2 separate regions of the Homo sapiens genome follow, and region 1 is linked to region 2. Evidence: chromatin loops called from intact Hi-C (ENCODE). Cell type or tissue: PC-9. All regions are shown on one strand. Each heading gives the region's core, and the rest is flanking DNA. Links, peaks and the distances in the headings are about the cores only.

Region 1 (5,388 bases), core at 95-5,094, 130 kb after region 2:
TTCAGTGGTTATGCGCTTATTGAAATCTTTTGCTCACGTTTTAATTTGGCTGTTTTCTGTGAGTTTTGAGAGTTCTCGATATATTTTAGATACAAGCCCATTATTAGATTTGTAATTTGCAAATATTTTCTCCTAGCTGTGGCTTGTCTTTTCATTCTCTTAACATTCTTTCAAAGAGCAGAAGCCTATAATTTTGATGAAGTCCAAGTTATCAATTTTTTCTTTTATAATTTGTACTTTTTGTGTTTTACATAAGAAATAATTGTCTAGTACCAGGTCATAAAGATTTTTTTTCTCCTAAGTTCCCTTTTAGCAGTTTTGTTTTTTTTTAGATTTTACATTTAGAGCTATGATTCATGTTGAGTTTTGTGCATAGTTTGAGGTATAAGTCAAGGTCTCTTATTTTTGTATATGATGACCGACTGTTCCAACAGAATTTGTTAAAAAGACAATTGTAAGTTGCAGGGCCCGCTCAAACCGAGTAACCATTGCTTAAGTTGTTTTGGATAGCACAGGGCCAAAATTGCAAGTCATATAGCCCAGACATGCCAATGAAAAACAGCTTTAACCTCTTAGTATCACCAGCCAGGCAGGCTGGCTGCATTGGCAGCACCTGGGACTAGTTAGGAACGTCATAGAGCTTGACCCACCTCCAGATCAGGGAGACAAATTTCAGCGTTGCCTCTACCTCCTTGCCAGTCAACTTGCAGTGAAGCTTTTTCTTGTCTCAAAAGCTGGTGCCATAATAGGGGCTTCTCTGCACGCCAGGTATGAATTGACTGCTCAATAACATAATCATTATTCATTAAATTACCTTTGCACCATTATCAAAAGTTAACTGACAATATGTATGCAGATTTATTTTTATTCTGTATTCTGTTTATGGCAGCTTTGTATCTACTTTCTTGAGCAAACACATGTACCAAACACAGTTAACAGCACTTTACAAATAATAACTCATTTAGTACTCATTACAACCCTCATGGCATCTGCTTCTAATGGTTCTATTTTCTTGGCAAGGAACCTGAGGCACGGAGAGGCTAAGTAGATTTCCTAGGGTCACACAGCCTGTAATTGATGGCACTTAGCTTCTATTTTCTTCTCTCATTGTAAATCATCCTTTAGTATAATTGTGGATTTGGTTGTCTGAATTTTTCACTAGTTGGTAAGCTGTTTGAGGGTAGAGATTGCGTCTTTAAGCTTTGTGGCCTAAGCACTTAGCTAATGCCAGCCTTGGAGAACATGCTCCATGAAGGTGTATAAATGAACGAATGAATGAATGGGCAAATGCACAAAGTATGGACGAAATGAGTGCTCTGAAGGTTGTGCTCTTTGGAACCTCTGCCACTGGCATCATTTCCCAAGTGAAAAAAAAAATGGCTGCCAACAACGCAGACAAAAAGCTAAGTGAAAATGAATACAGGATCTGTCTCTAATAAAAACAGAAAAAGAATTATGCTTAGAAATATTCATCACTGGTGCACGATGATCCAGATTTCAACAGATCAACCTTGATATGCTGATAAGAGACTATTTGTGGAAAGACTGAACCTTGGAGGCCACACTGCAGGGCTCCACCGGAGATATGACAATTGCCAACATCTGTATGGGAATTAAGGGATGGAGACATGAGGTTAATTGCCAGGGCTTTAAGAGGCAGGAGAGGAGGAGGTGGAAGAATTATAAGAATCATGGTGCTGTTAGTGGGAACAGCCAAGGCTCTGGAGTTGGCAAAGAAGATTAAGCTGCGGGTGACAGGCAGGTGGAGGGAAACCCAGCACATCCCACTGGCTCAAGGTGACCTTTCTTTCTTTTCTTTTCCTTTTATGATTAAAGGACAATCATGCTTGTGGTTACAACTGTCAACAGAAAAGGAGGGTAGAAATTAAAAAGTCTCCAAACTTCCTTGGTTCCCCTGAGAGAGTTCATAAGATTGACTTTGATTCCAGACATTTTTCTGGATACATACAGTGATCTATCATAAATATCTAACTAGCAGGCAAATTTTTGTGTTTCCCTCACCTCAGGGAGTCCTCTTACTTCCAAGTCTTTCCAAAGTTTCTCATATTCCAGAAAACATATTTTCTAATTTTATTTTTATTTTTTGCACAACGAACAGCTCTTTGTTGCTTACTTTAGCTGCAGATTAGAATCATCTGAAGATTTTTGTTTTATTTATAAATGATGACTGCAGAAGCCTCAGTCCCAGAGAATCTGATAGCTTTGTTTTTGGGTATGGCCTAGATATTGGCGTGTTCCCCACATGATTCTACTATGCAGCCAGATGGAAGTACAACTGATTCTCAAGTCAAGTTGCACCAGAATTACTTTATTTCCCTTAACTATGGTTATTAGCCAAGCCCCTGATTAGAGAGTCTGATTCAGTCCTTTTGGAATGGGGTCAGGGCAGTGGTATTTTTTTTTCTCTGTTCCCCAGGTGCAGCTATGGTTGACTCACTGCTGCCTGAAGCTTTTGCAATCCATGCTAATGGGAGATGTGTTGGAGGGGAACCTTATGCAATGTGTAGAAAAGGAGGCAAAGACGTTGAACCCAGACCTGGTCATTCTCAGCAGGAGTTCACAATTGCAATTTGTGGATGCTGTAAGCATCTCTGTGATGGTCAGGAGTATCTACCTGCAAGATAAAGGAAAAAGAATTTTACTAATGTTACATGATTGGCTACTTGATGCAGGATCTTACCTGGAGGAACATCATTCATTTAAATAAAAATGAAAACAATCTGCTGTGAATCACTGTGTTCAATCAGTGCTTCTCAAACATGAATGTGCACAGGAATCATCAGGGGATCTTGTAACGATGCAGGTTTTGATTTGGTGGATCTGGGTTGGGGCCTGAGATGCTGCCTTTCTAATAAGCTCCTGGGGAATTGTCTCGGGATGACAATTTGAGTGGCAGGGTATCAGTTCACTCAAAATGTGGTTCTGATGTGAGAAGCTTGAATATAGTTATTTTATGCAGTAAGAGAGTGAATCATATTTCAAATTGACTTTATTCTCTATGTATGATTTTAAATGGATGTATAGCTAACATAAGAAATGAACATAGTGAACCATTCAATTGTACAGTTTATATATACCATTTGGCCCAAATGCTTTTTTACTTACTTTTAAAATCTTTTCATTAAGAATAAAGTTTTGCTTTGAGGGTGGGATGGTTGGTAATTTTGTATTCTGGCACATATACAATCCTTTAGGGATTAGCGTTCATAAACATAGATAGTTCTCTGAAAGCATTGAACAGGTGGTAGAATGAAGTAGGAAGCCGGTGACTGAGAAAAATCTAGGCTGGTTAGCAGATGCCTTCGCTTGGAAAATAGGGATAATATTCATACCTACCTCATAAAGTTGCTGTAGAAATAAAATGGGGGGATACATATGCAAAGCATATAGCATAGTGTCTGCTCCATAAAAGGGACTCCATAAGCTATGCCAGTTTTATCACTATGTTACCAGTCCTTCAGGAGGTTATGGGATGCTTAGAAGTGTATTTGGACCCTTTCAAAACAAAATAGATGAGTACATGTTTTTCTTCATTAACACCTACGCATTTATAATTTTATGTAAATTCATGCATACTAACATGTCATGCATGCCTTTCTTTAGTTTAGTCTTTTTATTTTACTTTGTTGCTTGGGTCCTCCATCCTCACATATCAGCGGCCCGCCTATGTTAACCTGGGTTCATATCTAGTATGTACTTTTAACATTTATTATTATTTTATTATTTTTTCTAGTGTATATTTTTAAAACAAAAAACCCTACACAAATATGCAAAGTATAAAATTTGCCAAGTTTTTACATGTATATACACCTATGAATGAATCACCAAAATCAAGAAAATGGAATTATTTTTCACTCCCCAAAGTTTCCTCATGCACCTTTGTAACGCCTCCCTATCATCCCTTCTCACCCTCTTACAGGTCCCAGGAAACACTGATCTGCTTTCTGTCACCAAAGAGCATTTTGCATTTTCCAGGATTTTATAAAATTTTATAAAATGACTCATAGTATGTAATGATTTTTGCCAGGCTTATTTCATTTAGCATAATTATGTTGAAAGCTATTCATGTCATGATCATGGATTTAGATAGACCTTTCTTCTTTACATATATAGGCATTTAATACTATAAATTTTCCTCTAAATATTGGTTTAGCAAAATCCCACAAATGCATTTTGTTGTGTTTTCATTTTCATTCAGTTCAAAATATTACTTTCCATTTTGATTTTTTTTCCTTTGGTGTTATTAAATTTTCAAATATTTGTGAATTTTCCAGAAATCATTTTGATTTCTAATTTAATTCCATTATGATCAGAAAAGAATGTTTTGTATGAATGAAACCCTTTTAAATTTGTTGAGCCTTGTTTTGTAGCTCAGAATATGTCTACCATGGTAAGTTTTCAATGTGTACTCTGTTGTTGTTGGATGCAGTGTTTTAAAAAAAACATCAGTTAGATCAAGTTGGTTGATTGTCTTCAAATCTTCTGTATTCTCACTGATTTTCTATATACTTGTTCTAGCAATCATTGAGAAGGATATTGATATCTTTGACTAATTGTAGATTTCAATTTTCTGATAATTTTTATCAGTTATTACTTCATGTATTTTGAAGCTCTGATATTGGGTATACAAATATTTAGAATTGTTATGTCCTTTAGATGAACTGGCCCTTTTATCATAATGAAATGATCTTCTTTATTCTTAGTAGTATTCTTTACTCTGATTTAGCTATTTCAACTTTCTTTTCACTTGTGTTAGCATGGTATGTTTTTTTCTATCCTTTTTAATGTATTTGTGTCATTATGTTTAAAGTACATTTCTTGTAGGGGGCATATATTTGAGTGTTGACTTTTAAATCTAATGTAACAATCTGCTTTTTAATTGGACTATTTAGACTGATTGCATTTAATGTGATTATTGATGTGATTAAGTTAAATCTATTATCTTGCTATTTGCTTTCCATTGTACCATCTATTCCTTGTTCCCTTTTGCTTTTTCCCTGCCTTCTTTTGGATTAATTGTATATTTTATATACTTTCACTTGTCTTCTTTATTGTTTCATTGACCATGATATTTTTTGTTATTTTAGTGGTCATTTTAGAGTTTACAATTCACATTTTTCACTTATCACAGTGTACTTTCAGGTGATGAAGTATACTTTACATGTAGTGTGAGATCTTTACAATAGTCTACTTCTATTTCTCCCCACCTGACTTTTATGATATTGTTATCATGCATGTAATGTATACATATATTATAAAAACTAGAGATATATACACAAACACACACATATAGTGTGTAGAGCTATATATGCTTATAAATAATGTTTATAAAATATAATGAAATATATAAATATAAAATATTGCATT
Region 2 (5,388 bases), core at 84-5,083:
AGAGACCTTTAGTTTTCAAGTTAAAACATTTTTTTTTAAAGTAAATAAAATAAGAACTGCAGTGAAGAAATGACTGGTCCATAGCCATGGCACATATGAAAATTCCAAATGTGTATGAGGTAAAGCTAGGGCTTTGCATGAGTGAGATAGACCAGGTGGGAGGTTCTACGGAATGGTGGAAACAGGCAAACAAGCCAAGGGTCTGGCCCGTCCAAGGGGGCTTTGTTACTCAGCTGTAGCCAGCTGTGCTAAGCAGAAAGTGGGCCCACCATAGACAGATCTAACTTTTTTTTTTTTTTTTTGGGATGGAGTCTCACTCTGATGCCCATGCTGGAGTACACTGGTGTGATCTTGGCTCACTGCACTCTCCATCTACCAGGTTCAAACAATTCTTCTGCCTCAGCCTCCCAAGTAGCTGAGAATACAGGTGCGCACCACCACGCCCAGCTAATTTTTGTATTTTTAGTAGAGACGGGGTTTCACCATGTTGGCCAGGCTGGTCTCAAACTCCGGACCTTAGGTGATCCACCCACCTGGGCCTCCCTAAGTGCTGGGATTACAGGCATGAGCCACTGCGCCCGACTGGCAACAGGTCTAACTTTTGAAGGCAAGAGAAAAATATCAACTTTGAGAATGCACTCCCTCAATTTTTAAAAGTTGTCAACAAATTCAAAAGTTTAAAACACATCATGCAAGCCAAAAAAGCCCATGTGAGGTCCACATTTGGCTGGGAACCTGCCAGTCTGTGACTTGCATTAAAGAATCTTCCAGCATCCCACACATTTTCTGACAAGGTAGTTCTCACCTCACTTCCTGTCAATGTTTACCTAAGTAAGGAATGCTTAGTGTGATCATTTTCTTAACTCTTTATCCTGAAGAAGGACCTTCAGTAAAGACAATATTTTAATATTTTACTTCGGTTTCCTATATTTTACTTTGGTTGCCTCCATTATTCACCAATTTGTGCTTGTTCAGCCAGAAATTCAGGAACCACAGGAAAGCTGTTGACTAAAGAAAACCTTAAACTTTCATCCCAGTTCTGTTCACTGTTTTTTATTAAAGAGTTTTCTTTTTATAGTAAACTAAAGAGAGGATGTTCAGAGTCCAGGTTCATGAGCTGCAGGGCTTTTTTTTTTTTTTTTTTTTTTTTTGCTCAGCAGAACCCCAAAAATAGAATTGCAAAAATACAATTTGGTAAATCTTTAATGCCCAAATACTACTCCTTCCCCTAACTAAGTCAGCCACTGGAACCATTTCTGCCTCTGCACATGACACTGACCAGGAGGCTAAGCCCATTATTTATGCACGGCTGATTTTATTTCTCAATTCATTTTGAGCATCTTTAATGCAAAACAACAAGAAAAACAGCAGCAAAACACCCAGCCTGATTATAAGCCTTTTCTCCTGACTTTTAATGCAAACTTGAAGAATGAGCCAGAGATGACTCATAAACTCATGAACTTCAGTTTCTGGTGAAGACCATCATTTAAGACAAAGTCAGTTCCCCAGACTGTGGGTTTCCCTATTTAGTGAACAAACATGTTTACTTTAAAATGCTAATCAAAAAAGTCCTTGAACAGACATTGTCTTCCCCAAAATTACTAAAATAGTTACCATGTTTCAAATTATTTAGAATAGGAAACTAAATTATAATAAAATAATTGAGGATAGAAATCTAACTGATTTTTCACCTATTAAAATTTGGGTCACAAATTATACACACACATATACACACACACGCACCTACACACACATGCATACACATCTCCAAAACACAAGATAGTAAGCACGGGAAAATTTGCCAAATGTCCTAGTGGATTGATCAACAAACAGCCCAGGTAATTCTGCATTTCTTCTTGGTCGAAGTCACTTTTTCTTCCCAACTTCTCACTCAGACTAGGTACAACTAAAATGTAGATAAGTAAGTCACTTTATCTGTGTTTTATTTAAGCAGTACGGTGGTTAGGTGCATGAATGCTACAGCCAGCATGCCTGGTTCGGATTCCTGGTTATGCCACTGTTATTGGTAGCTTAATGTGGAGTTGGTAAGACGGGGATGTGGAAATAGCAGTGTCAATTCGTAACTTGCTTAGGAGGATTAAATGAATGTATAGAACATTGCCTGGCCCTGTGTACAAATTCAAGACTTTGAGCTCAGTTAGTCTGGAGAGCTAGCAGATTCTTAACCTTTGAATCCCCAGCTAAAAACCCTGTCCTGACGAACGTTCATGCACATTTTGACGGCCTTTCAGAGATGCTCAGGCCTTCTCTGCCTCCCTTACTCCCCAGGCTAAGGTCCTCTACTCTAGAAAACACCTAAAGGAACCTGGGGATGTGAGTTACATATGAAAACCACTTTAGTCCTCCTAAGGACACCATACATATTTTCTGAGCCATGGCAAAATCAATAGGTAAACAGGTATTGTTAGAGGGAACTAGGCCTGGTTCCTTTTTCAATGGGGTTTGAAAGTTGTATTTTGTTTATTAGGAAGGAAAGAAGTGGACCTTTCCAGTGGGTGATTCATCATCTGGTTCCTTCAGGGGAAGAGAGGGAGTGACTAGAGAGGATTGATGTCCAGCCTGGGGCCTGCTTTGCTCAACAGGGACCTCATGAAGGCAGGCTTCTTCCTCCTGACATTTCCAGCACTCCTCACGGGCACTCTGGAGAGGGATCTCTGAATCATCGCTGTGTCTAGACACATCAAAGGGCAAGCTGCCTGTTTCTCAGGCTCACCAAACCCAGTCAGGAGCACTAACGTGGCAGGTCTCCCTCTGAATCACTCAGACCAGAGGGAGGGCGCTGAGAGGTGAGCAGGTTCACCCGGCTGTATTCGCTCTTGGGCGAGGGCAACATTCCTCCCTGGGGAATGCAAAGTCATGTTGCCTCTTGCCAAAGCCAGTCAGGTAAGGAGACACTGTTGATTTTGTCTCTGCTTCCTGGTGCCAGAGCAGACCAAGCAGGGCTTTGAAGATGTTGATTAGACGTAAGCCTTGACGAGGAATGTGACTGTCATTCAACAGTGTAGGCACTCAGTAAATACCCGGGGCATGAATTCAAGGGAACGCTACCTTGCAAAATGGGCCACTCACTTCAGACAAGTAATTGAAAGAAACATTTAAAAATTCCAAGAGCAGGAAAGATAAAATAATTGCTTTGGGTTGCTCTTCGGAAGCCTAATGCAACATACAGTTAAGTTTTAGACTTCCTGACTATTCTTCACAAATTTCTTTTCTTCAAACTCATGTTGTTCTTATATCTGAATGTTCTACTGCATACTCTAATAGATTTGATTTCAACCACATCCCACACAAAATCATATTTACACACACACACACACATACATATACACATATGTATATGTATGCAGTTGATTATGGACATAGTTTTCTGCTTTGCAGATACTTTATTAAACATCTATTATATGTGATATTGATATTTCCTTTTCACATGTTAGAAATATTTTGTTTTCCGGTCTCAACCATTTTTTTTTTTTGAAACGGAGTCTTGCTCTGTCACCCAGGCTGGAGTGCAGTGGCACGATCTCGGCTCACTGCAGCCTCTGTCTCCCGGGTTGAAGCGATTCTCCTGCCTCAGTCTCCCAAGTAGCTAGTATTACAGGTGCCCGCTTGGCTAATTTTTTTATTTTATTTTTATTAGAGATGGAGTTTCATCGTGTTGGCCAGGCTGGTTTTGAACTCCTGACCTCAAGTGATCCGCCCACCTCGGCCTCCCAAAGTGCTAGGATTACAGGCGTGAGCCACCCCGCCAGGCCAGGTCTTAACCATTTTTGTAGGCCCTGTGAAATTCTGATCCTGAATTAAATAGCCCTAAGATTGTAGAAATGAATAACCTTTAATGGAGTGTATGCTTTTTATGGCCTCATCAATAAATGAATTTATTCCTGACGTTCTTCTAAGGCTAATCACTCCAAAGGATTTCAGAGTTTATCTACTTGAGGTTATTTACTTGATACATTGAGGTGGTTCCATCCTGTAACTGGTTAAGTGGATAGTGTACTGTTTGGGGCTGTTGAAGGGAGGAATGTAGCTTTCATTTTCTAAGCACCGCAAGAGAAATGGAGAGGAGGTCCTGTGTGTGCCCTGAGATCCCGAAAGGGGAATTATGAACTGCGAGGAGCATGTGCTTCAAATCGTTTGCAAATTTGGGCCAATGAGATGCTCTTTAAAATGTCATCCTCAAAAGAGGGCATCCCATTCATGGGTCTCTGTATGAGCAGCCCTAAAAAGCAAAGAGCCAGCATGGTAGCTCCTGCCTGTAATCCCAGCACTTGACGAGGCTGAGGTGGGAGGATCGCTTGAGCCCAGGAGTTCAAGGCCAGCATGGGCAACATAGTGAGACCCCATCTCTACACAAAACTTAAAAATTAGCAGGGCATGGTGGAGTGCACCTGTAGTCCCAGCTACCTTAGGAGGCTGAGGCAGGAGGCTCCCTTGAGCCCAGGAGGTCGAGGCTGCAGTGAGCTGTGATTGTGCCGCTGCACTCCAGCCTGGGCAACACAGCAAGACCTTGTCTCAAAGAAAAAGAGCAGACTTTCATTTCTAATTGGAACAAAAGCCCCTCTAAAGGCGCTGACAGCTCCTTGTAGGACTCCTGGTTGGGTGATGTTGGAAGACCAGCATTCTCCTGAGGCAGGAACTGTGTCTGCTTTTCTGTCCATATTACACTCCCCACAATAAGCACAGTGCACGGCACATAGTAGGTGCTCAATAAATCCTTTTATTTACCACTTGTCTGGAGTAAAGCATTATAATGTAGTCATTACACGTGTGGCTTCGGAGCCTGACTGCTGGGGTCTGAGCCCCAGCTCTGCCACTTACCTACTGTGTATCTTTGGGTAGGTTACTTCTGCCTCTGTCTTGGTTTCCTCATCTGTAAAAGGGGGATAATGAAAGTACCTACTTCAGTGGATGATTACACTTCCTTCACATGCATTTACGAGTTTTCTGAACATATAATCCTGTTGAGATCCATGTGGACTTGATGATTCTAATTATTTGTCATGCATTACACTCTTCATGCTTTTGGAGTTAGAATGTATATATATATTTATAATAATTTTATTTTCTTCTTAATAAATAGTGCGGACATTTGGATCAAGGAAAAGGAGTGTGTGTGTGTGTGTGTGTGTGTGTATAATTTTTAAAAATTGCTGGTAAGATGTGTCAAGCTAAGATTTAACAATCTGTGATCTGCACATCTTTAGTTTGAGGAAACAAGTCACGTTTTATTTCATTTTAATTTTAATTTAATTTAATTTAATTTTATTATTATTATTTTTTTGAGATGGAGTTTTGCTGTTGTTGCCCAGGCTGGAGTGCAGTGGCACCATCTCGGCTCACCACAACCTCCGCCTCTTGGGTTCAAGC

Evidence for each region. Peaks named below come from ENCODE experiments on the same cell type or tissue, not always from the same donor. Only the 100,000 strongest peaks of a DNase experiment are listed, where the experiment ranks them.
Region 1: a loop joins it to region 2, with 7 times the contacts of the local background. A loop is called at or near these places in 1 of 110 quality-filtered maps.

What each region holds. Positions count from the first base shown.
Region 1 is chr20:54,254,855-54,260,242 of GRCh38, forward strand. No RefSeq gene overlaps it. Among named protein-coding and RNA genes, the nearest start is that of PFDN4, 49 kb to the left of the region's middle. In PC-9, for the core only: no CTCF peak of the experiment used is centred there; a DNase peak (open chromatin) is centred at 2,417; H3K27ac peaks cover 2,580 bases.
Region 2 is chr20:54,121,014-54,126,401 of GRCh38, forward strand. No RefSeq gene overlaps it. Among named protein-coding and RNA genes, the nearest start is that of CYP24A1, 50 kb to the right of the region's middle. RefSeq lists an enhancer at 2,541-3,346. In PC-9, for the core only: no CTCF peak of the experiment used is centred there; DNase peaks (open chromatin) are centred at 798, 1,418 and 2,778; H3K4me3 peaks cover 1,010 bases; H3K27ac peaks cover 4,845 bases.